3 separate regions of the Homo sapiens genome follow, and regions 1 and 2 are each linked to region 3. A link is a contact called in ENCODE Hi-C data. All regions are on one chromosome and are shown on one strand. The core of a region is the stretch at or near the end of the contact, and the rest is flanking DNA. Distances in the headings are between cores, read along the strand shown. Region 1 holds the start of DHX16 (DEAH-box helicase 16). Region 2 holds the start of MDC1 (mediator of DNA damage checkpoint 1). Region 3 holds the start of RPP21 (ribonuclease P subunit p21).

Evidence for each region. Hi-C counts contacts between places; a loop is a spot of excess contacts on that map. Pooled maps may share reads with other maps.
Region 1: a pooled map shows a loop between it and region 3 (4-fold over the local background). The contact joins the promoter of DHX16 here to the promoter of RPP21 in region 3. A Hi-C loop is called at or near these places in 2 of 168 maps with a recorded cell type or tissue (CD8-positive, alpha-beta T cell and posterior cingulate gyrus) and 8 of 50 pooled maps.
Region 2: a loop to region 3 is called in a map with no recorded cell type, with 9 times the contacts of the local background. The contact joins the promoter of MDC1 here to the promoter of RPP21 in region 3. A Hi-C loop is called at or near these places in 1 of 168 maps with a recorded cell type or tissue (PC-9), 2 of 37 single-sample maps with no recorded cell type and 6 of 50 pooled maps.

The regions. Positions count from the first base shown.
Region 1 is chr6:30,671,420-30,674,396 of GRCh38, reverse strand. DHX16 (DEAH-box helicase 16) reads left to right here and starts at 1,391. Exons shown (of 20, transcript NM_003587.5): 1 at 1,391-1,762. The coding sequence starts at 1,556. RefSeq lists enhancers at 1,080-1,676, 2,872-2,977.
Region 2 is chr6:30,715,957-30,719,041 of GRCh38, reverse strand. It overlaps MDC1 (mediator of DNA damage checkpoint 1), which reads left to right and starts at 1,761. Exons shown (of 15, transcript NM_014641.3): 1 at 1,761-1,797. RefSeq lists enhancers at 869-1,616, 2,365-3,085.
Region 3 is chr6:30,343,144-30,346,528 of GRCh38, reverse strand. RPP21 (ribonuclease P subunit p21) reads right to left here and starts at 1,373. Exons shown (of 5, transcript NM_024839.4): 1 at 1,301-1,373; 2 at 1,131-1,231; 3 at 956-1,038; 4 at 1-97. The coding sequence starts at 1,357. It overlaps TRIM39-RPP21 (TRIM39-RPP21 readthrough), which reads right to left. Exons shown (of 10, transcript NM_001199119.1): 7 at 1,131-1,231; 8 at 956-1,038; 9 at 1-97. It overlaps TRIM39 (tripartite motif containing 39), which reads right to left. Exons shown (of 8, transcript NM_001369521.2): 8 at 2,800-3,385.

The DNA.
Region 1 (2,977 bases), core at 142-2,641, 330 kb before region 3:
TTGGGAGGCCGAGACGGGCGGATCATGAGGTCAGGAGTTTGAGACCAGCCTGACCAACATGGTAAAACCCCATCTGTATTAAAAATACAAAAACTAGCTGGGCGTGATGGCATGTGCTTGTCACACTTGTAATTCCAGCTACTCAGGAGGCTGAGGCAGGAGAATCACTTGAACCTGGGAGGCGGAAGTTGCAGTGAGCCGAGATCGTGCCATTGCACTCCAGTCTGGGCAACAGAGCGAGACTCTGTCTCCAAAAAAAAAAAAAAAAATTCTCCTGTCTCAGTCTCCAGAGTAGCTGGGACTACAGGTGCACACCTCCACACCTGGCTAATTTTTTGTAGAGATGGTGGGGTCTCACCCTGTTGCCCAGGCTGGTCTCAAACCCCTGGTCTCAAGATATCCTCCTGCCTCAGCCTCCCAAAGTGCTGGGATTACAGCAAGAGCCACTGCACCTGGCCTTGCTTACTTTTAAATAAGCAGCCACCAGTGATTTTCTCAAGCTGTTAAGCAAAAATGCAGAACACAGTTTGCCTGTTCCTTAGTTTGGAGATTTTGTCTTTAACAACTTTCCCCAGTTCCCCAGTTTCTTCCTGCCTAGAGGTCTTCCCTTATACCTGACCTGTCTTCACTCCTGCTGCAGGCAAACCAGTCCTAGCAACGGTCACTTTTTTGTTTGTTTGAGACAGAGACTTCCTCTGTTGCTCAGGCTGGAGTGCCGTGGTGGGATCTCGGCTCACTGCAAACTCTGCTTCCCATGTTCAAATGATTCTCCTGCCTCAGCCTCCCGAGTGGCTGGGACTACAGGCGCACACCACCACGCCAGGCTAATTTTTATATTTTTAGTAGAGACAGGGTTTCGCCATCTTGGCCAGGCTGGTCTCGAACTCCTGACCTCAGATAATCCGCCCGCCTTGGCCTCCCAAAGTGCTGGGATTACAGGCATGAGCCACCGCGCCCGGCCAACAATGCTAATATGTTTTATGAGCATGGACCCGATCTTCCAATCTGAAATAGAATTTCATTCCTCCCTTACTTTGTATAGTTTTTGGCTCTATAAAATTTCCATACTTTCTTTATTATGTATCCTGTCCCTCCCCCACCGCAAAATGTAAATTTGGTAAGGAACTTTTGATTTGTCCTCTGCTATATCCCAGGGACGGAAAGCAATGAGCACACATTAGGCATCCATTAAATTAATTTCACTTGTTGAATGAATGCGTGAGCGAAGCACTCACAGACTGACCATCAGGGGGCGTCAGAGAAACTGGACAGAGGCGAAATGAAGAAAAAAGAATTACCCCGAGTTTTCAGGTATGGTTCCGCGAGGTTTGAACTCGCTCGGCCACCGTAGTGCTTAGAGGCCGAAAAAGTACAGCCCCTTCCGGGCTCCGCGGTACGGGAAGACAGCTTTGGGATGTCGGAAGATCCTAGAGGTCCCAAGGTAGCTGACTTGCGAAGCTGAGGCTCCAGCCGAGGGCTCCAGGCCTCTGACCGGCCCAGCAGTGAGCGCGGCTGCCCGACGCTTCAGGGCCGGGAGCAGGGAGCGTGAGTCGCCATGGCGACGCCGGCGGGTCTGGAGCGCTGGGTTCAGGACGAGCTGCACTCGGTGTTGGGGCTGAGCGAGCGGCACGTCGCCCAGTTTCTGATCGGTACCGCACAGCGCTGCACCTCTGCCGAGGAGTTCGTGCAGCGCCTACGAGACACTGATACCTTGGATCTCAGTGGGCCGGCCCGGGACTTCGCCCTGAGACTCTGGAACAAGGTGTCGGCAGGGGTGGGGAGGGGCCCTGTGATTTGTCCCGGTGAGGCTGGCCTAACGGTCCATCGAGAAGTTAAGAAAGCTCAGTTCACAAGCACTTATTCTTTGTCCGTTGTCGCGTAGGTACTGTGCTAGCTGCTGGACGCCCAGCTCAGTGGAGAAGATTGAGGAGGGCTTAGGTGTGTCGGGTTAAGCGCAATAGAACGGTGTTTCTCGAACTCTTAACATGCATCCAAGGTTCTTGTTAAAATGCAGATTGCGATTCAGTAGGGATCTTAGTTTCTGCATTTCTTTCTTTCTTTTTTTTTTTTTTGAGAGACACAGTCTCGCTCGCCCCGTCGCCCAGGCTGGAGTGCGGTCGTAAGATCACGGCTCACTACAGCGTCGACCTCCCTGGTTGAAGCGACCCTCCCACCTCATCTTCCCCGGTAGCTGGGACTACGGGCGCGCGCCACCACCCCCGGCTAATATCTTTTATTTTTATTTTTATTTTTAGAGATGAGGCCTTGGTGTGTTGCGCAGGCTGGTCTCTAACTCCTCAGCTCAAGCAATCCTCTCTCAGCCCCCTCAGAGTGCTGAGATTACAGGCGTGAGCCACCATGCCCGGCCCCCCTCATCTTCTGAACTTCCTTTCAGTCGTTTAATTAACAGAGGGGGCCGGGTGCAGTGGCTCACACCTGTAATCCCAGCACCCCGGGAGGCTGAGGCAGGAGGATTACTTGAGCCCAGGAGTTCGAGACCAGCCTGGGCAACATGGCGAAACCTTCGTCCTACAAAAAAATTAAAAATTAGTTGAGCGTGGTAGTGTGCACCTGTGTTTCTAGCTACTTAGGAGCCTGAGGTGGGAGGATCCCTTGAGCCCAAGAGGGACAGAGTGAAACCCTGTCTGTAAAAAAAAATAAAAAACCCCATTCAGGATGATGAAGATGGGGTGAAGCCATGAGGAAGAAAGAGAATGAATGCTGGTTAGCTGGTTTAAAACTAAGTAATTGTGCCCGGGTGTGGTGGCTCATGCCTGTAATCCCAGCACTTTGGGAGGCTGAGGTGAGTGGATCATGAGGTCAGGAGTTTGAGACCAGCCTGGCCAACATGGTGAAACCTCATCTCTACTAAAAATACAAAAATAGTCGGGCGTGGTGGCATGTGCCTGTAATCTCAGCTACTTGGGAGGCTGAGGCAGGAGAATTGCTTGAACCTGGGAGGCGGAGGTTGAAGTGA
Region 2 (3,085 bases), core at 512-3,011, 370 kb before region 3:
CGATCTCCTCACCTCGTGATTCGCCCGCCTTTGCCTCCCAAAGTGCTGGGATTACAGGCGTGAGCCACCGCGCTGGGCAGATCAATGTATTTCTAAGTTGCCTTCTAAATGAGGGAACATCAACTTGTGTAAGCCCTCTCTACCCACTTAAAATATAATGCTTTACGTTTTAGGGAAATGAACACAGTCATTTTGTGGGAGTAGAAATAACTCAAAATACACAATCAGATAACTTGTTTCAATTTGTCTCTATATTAGCTGTAGGATCCTAGGAAAGTCCTTTAACTTTGCAGGGCTCCAGCTCCTCGTTTGTAAAATCTGCTTATTTGACTGTTGTGCACAGAATTGAGATAACCAACAGAAAGGACTTTATGAATTATGCAAGTGTTATAGTTACCATTTTCTTCATGTCTTATTGTGAGATAAAATAGGCCGGGCGCAGTGGCTTACGCCTGTAATCCCAGCACATTGGGAGGCCCAGGCGGGAGAATCACCTGAGGTCCGGAGTTTGAGACCAGACTGACCAACATGGAGAAACCCCGTCTCTACTAAAAATACAAAATTAGCCGGGCGTGGTAGCGCATGCCTGTAATCCCAGCTACTCGGGAGGCTGAGACAGGAGAATTGCTTGAACCCAGAAGGCGGAGGTTGCGGTGAGTCGAGATCGCGCCATTGCACTCCAGCCTAGGCAACAAGAGCGAAAGTCCGTCTCAAAAAATAAAATATAGATGGCCGCATGCGGTGGTTTACGCCTGTAATCCCACCACTTTGAGAGGCCGAGGCGGGCGGATCACCTGAGGTCAGAAGTTCGAGACCAGCCTGACCAACATGGAGAAACCACGTCTCTACTAAAAATACAAAAATAAGCTGGGCGTGGTGGCGCATGCCTGTAATCCCAGCTACTTGGGAGGTTGAGGCAGGAGAATCGCTTGAACCTGGGAGGCAGAGGTTGCGGTGAGTCGAGATCGCGCCATTGCACTCCAGCCTGGGCAACAAGAGCAAAACTCCATCTCAAAAAATAGATAAATTAGTTAATTAAAAAATAAAAATAAATGATTTTATGATCCTTCCCTCGCCCCTCGAAAGGTGGGGACAGCCTTTAAGACAGAGAGCAAACCAGTTTTCTCTGTTCGACTACAGATCTTTAGGATCTTGGATTTAAGAAAATGACCTCAAAATGTCCGTCAGAGACGTATTCCCAGGAAGAAAGATATTACTTCTACTACAAACCAAATCAAAAGGAAATGAAATTCCAATGCAACAGGAGTGAACTGCCACGCCTACGGGCTGTTCTCCAAACTGCAGCCTCCAGCCACGACTGCAACGCGCAACCCACTTTCATTTCTCATGAGTCAGCGGACACCATGTCTAGGAGGACCGAGGAAAGGCGCTCTGGCCTTACCAGACACGTCGGACGTCTATGACACAGCCCCTCTATCCGTTGCCGGCAGCTGGCGCCAGACTCTCTGGTCGCGGTTTGGAACTGCGCGGGAAGTGGGTGGTGGGCGGGCAAGCGGTAGTGGGTTGTCCCTTGGAGCTGCCCAATCGACGTGCATTATTCTGTTGGCGCACGGCGGCCTTCAATTACCGTCTCATTAACTGATCTCAGCAGCCTGGGAGACACCACCTATTTGAACTCTAAGGGGGCGGGGCTTTGGGTGTGCCTCCGCTCGACTGGCTGCGGTTGTGAAAGACAGCGGCAGAAGCCAATCAGCAAATAAGCTCTTTTTCGGCACACGCAGTCGCTCCACCTGGGTCGCGACCGTTACTGGTGGCGCGCGCGGGGACTTAAAGTAGGTGAGTTCTAGGGGCCTGGCCCACGGCTCCCCGGGAGCCATCTTGGTTCCCCCAGAAGGCGGGAGGGGCGTACCTTGGGTGCGACTGGGCGGAGGTGACTTGGAAGTTCGCTTCTCGGACTGTAATACTCATCCTTACCTGGCGCCCCGCTCCGAGTTTAGGTATGAAGACACAGGGAGACGTCGGGCCACAAGGGAACCCACTGAGGTGGGGACCAAAGATGGTGGCTCTTTGAATTGGAGCCAAGCGTGGTGGGCACCCGCTGAGTTGGCCTGTCATAAAGACGGAGTTGACACTTTATCCATGGGGCATCCTACTTTCCCTACCTGTCAACAGTTTCCCTCTAGAGTGGCATATTTTCAGGTGAATTCCATTTATGCTATTTTCTTTCCATCTCATTTGTTCCTTCATCAGTAGGCTCGGTGATGAGCCTTCCCGAGGGCAGGGTCGATTTCATGTTTGGTTCACAGATGTATACCAAATACTTCAAACAGGTATACCATAACCATTGAATGAATATGATGGACCCTAGGGGAAAGACACGGTTCCCCTAATCCAGTCCTGGAGGTGGGTGAGTGTGAAGGCAGAAATGGAAAGTAATGGTTACAATATAGCGAGAGATCTTAGAGTAAGCACAAATCCATTGACCACTGTGGAACAGGCAGGATACACCAGGAACACGAGAAGGCAGGGAACACGCCAGGAAAGGGTTTGCTGAGAAAGTGACATTTGAGGCCGGGCGCGGTTGCTCACTGCTGTAATCCCAACACTTTGGGTGGCCAAGGTGGGCGGATCACCTGAGGTCAGGAGCTCGAGACCGTGGTGAAACCCCGTCTCTACTAAAAATACAAAAATTAGCCAGGCGTGATGCCGGGCGCCTGTAATCCCAGCTGCTCGGGAGGCTGAGGCAGGAGAATCGCTTGAAGCCTGGAGGCAGAGGTTGCAGTGAGCCAAGATAGCACCACTGCAGTCCAGCCTGGACGACAGAGCGAGATTCCATCTCAAAAAAAAAAAAAAGAAAGAAAGTGACATTTGAACTGAATCTTAAAGGATGGTAGAAGTTGGACCAGAAAACTAGGTGGGAAAAAGCCAAGGAATTGGGCTAAGGCATGAAGATGTGGGAAGACAAGAACAGTGTGTTCGAAGACTGGGGAAAATGTCTGGCTGAACCATAGGCTTTTGCGGGCGAGGGGTAGGCGTTACAAGATGTGAAGTTCAGATCATGGAGGGTCTCGCTAAGGAGTTTAGATTTTATTCTGTGTGCACGAAAAACCATCAAGATTTTAGA
Region 3 (3,385 bases), core at 124-2,623:
CTGTCTCCCCAGAGTAAATGCCCGGGATCATTGAGGAAGCGTTGGCTGCGCTGGCATGTTAGGCAGGTCTGTACGGTCCAGCGCTGTCCCCTGCAGCCTAGGGTGAACATGGGAAAAAGACTGTCCACGTTTAGAAGTAACGGTCTCTTGCTGCCAGTTTTGCCTCCAGTGTTTTTCAGTAGGTATCCCCGCTCCCCCACCACACCCCCAATTTGAATGCACATTTGATGGTGTCAGGCCTCGGCATAAGCTCCATCGATTTCCTGGAACTCTTTAAGATAAAGTTCAAACTCCCTAACAAGACTTCAAGAACTGGCCTGTTTCCCCCTCCAGTCTCATGTTTTGCCCTCCTACCTCAAACTCCAGCCTCCTGAACTCTCATTTCTTTGACAGCACCACAAGCTCTCTTGTCTCAGAGTCTGCACACATGCCTAGAATTTCCATCTCTCACTCCCTTTGCTTATCATAAACTTCGCCACCACTGGCATGAGTAAGTGAGCATTCTACTCCCCCAGTTAATCTTTTTCTACACCATTTTGTTTCTTAGTCTGTCCCATCAGACCGTAATTTCAATGAGAATAATGAATCTAGCACAGTACCTGACACATTTTAGAAAATAAGTATTTGCTTAATAAATGAATGGTGATGGGAATCGTCCTCCACAAAGCCGAACAACATCTATTATTGTGCATGGGTGGGGTTGCCTCTTAAAAGTTATTATTTATTGCCCACACTGGAAGAAAAAAAAAAAAAACAGCCGAGCCCAAACCCTAGTTTGTGCAAGTGGCGTTAGGAACTTAATCCAAACCCGAAGAAGGAAGACTCCTGCGAATCCCACACCCAACATCCATCTACAGTGAGAAAGGCGCTGTTGGCCTCCAGTGCCCGCCCCCCACCCCGCCCCCCTCCGCGCCCCCAATGCTCCGCAGTCTTCCACCTCCGTTGGAGCACTCACGTCTCTGGCGCTGGGTGCAGGTGAGGCCCGGGACGAGGAGGGAAGAGCAGCCTCGACAGAGAGTCCTCTTCACCGAGGGATCCCTGGGGGCGGAGGAGGATAGTGGTCTGGCGCCCGCGCTCCCTCTCGCGTTCCTCCCGCGTCCCGCCCGCCGCCCGCCCCGTGGCTGTCTCACCGCCGCAAGACGAGCCGCTTCGCAATGGTCCTCTCAGTGTAGCAGTAAAACCTCGCCAGCGCCTGGTTCTCGGGGTCCTGGGCAAGGACACAATGGGCGGCCTGCGGGAGGGGAGCAGTCACTCTGGGACGCCGAGCACCGTCCCCGTGGGGCCCTTGTCGCAGACTCACCTGGTACAGGAAGTTGAGCCTCTGGAAGGCCTCGCGGTCCTTCACCGGCCCCGCCATCACCGCCGCGCTCCAGGGCCTCCCGCAGCCCCACCCCTCGCACAGCCCCGCCCGGGCGTCCGCGCGAGGCCTCCTGGGAAACGTAGTCCCCGCGCCCTCGGGAGCCTCCCGGAGGCCTCACAAACTCATCGGTTTCTAAACACAACCCCAGCAATCCATGCCCAGGGTCCCTTTATGAATTTTCAGTGCTTTTGTCTTCCTCAAGCTCATGACCAATTATATCACCTAGAGACCTAGTGGAGCAGGTGAGGATCTTAAATCGGCCATTTTCAGGACAGAAGGCTGGTCTCTTTATGTAGCTACGTTGGGGAGATGGTTATGTGCAATTTATACCCAGCTAGAGCTTCTGCCCTACTCTCCTGAGGTCCGAGGCAGATGCCTGTAAGATCTACAGACGGAAGGCACAGAGGTAATACATTAAAAAAAAGCACTGGTGCCAGTGGGGGTGAAAGTGGGAAGGATCATGAGGGTGCTGGAGGGAGGGAAAAGGACTCCCGGTCCTCAGAAAGCACAGTTTACTCCTACTATTCCACCTACCAAAGAAACACACTTCCTGTTATGCAGTGCTGGACACACAGTAGGTGATCCTCACTTTCTGAGTGAATGGTTTCTAACTCCTAGGCTTAGGTACAGCACAGAAATCTGTCAACAGCATCCCCTGCCCCTGAAACTTCACCCCACTCCCCACACTGACATTCACCTCACACCCCTCCCTCTGACCTCTTCTATCTTCCAGTTCTTCTGTCTGGTGTCCTGTGACTCATAGTGACTATCAGTTACTGAAGTCAGAAGCAGAGGGACATGAATTGGAGGGGTAGAAGATCAATGAACCCTGAGATGGGGAGGGCAGCATAAGTCAGGAGAGGATGACTTCTCTCCAATTTCAGACCCAGTGCCAGGCGGGGACAGACAAGCAGGGCTCCAGCTGGGAGGAAGGACATGGCTGAAACCTCCTCTGGAACTAGTTTCACAAGGGTTTTCGGACTCAAATGAGAGTGGTGTGTTTAAAATGTAGATGTAGGCTGGGCACGGTGGCTCACACCTGTAATCCTAGCACTTTGAGTGGCTGAGGCAGGTAGATTACTTGAGTTCAGGAGTTCGAGACCAGCCTGTCCAACATGGCAAAACCCTGTCTCCACTAAAATTAGCCGGGTGTGGTGGTGCATGGCTATAGTCCATAGTAATCCCAGCTACTCTGGAGGCTGAGGCAGGAGAATTGCTTGAACCTGGGAGGCGGAGGTTGCAGTGAGCTGAGATCACCACTGTACTCCAGCCTGGGCGACAGAACGAGACTCTGTCTCATAAATAAAATGTAGATGTCCGGCCCACCCCAGACCTTGACTAACCACTAAGGGTGAGACCCAGGAACATGCATGTCTAACACCCAGTGATTCTTACACATCAGTACAAGGCTGTCACCAAATTACCACACAACACAGAGATCACTTCAGTGGATCCTTTGTTCCATATTATTTTAACCAACCAAAGTATCTTGCCACAAAGAACCACAGTCAAGGCACAAAGGTAAGAGGAGGAGAGTCTGGACAAAGTCCTGTTGAGGTGGTAGGAGGAACTGAAATGCCCTCAGTAAACTGCAGATTCTTCTCTCAGTCATTTCTGTGAAGATTACCCGAATAGCAGATAATCCAAATTGGTTTAGTTTGGTTTGGCATGCATCACTTTTACCTTTTATGACAACATATGTACCCTATAAGTTGTTTATTTTGGCCTAACATGAAAATCATTTACATTCTCTGAAAAGGGAAATGGCAAAGGGTGAGGGATGGCAACAAACAAGCAAAAGCCTGGCTTAACACCAGTTCCAGGCCAGATGCACACAAGCCAAATGAAGTTGCCTATCTGGCCCTTCCCTATATACCACCCTCTTCCACCCTGTCCTTAGGGTGAGAAAGACTCCATAACCTTTTTTCCTTTCTGGCTTGGACACCTTGGCCAGGTAAGAAGGCTGACAATTTGGGAGTAGCTACTAAGTAACATTCTTTAAGGCCAGGGCTTTGTATACAAATA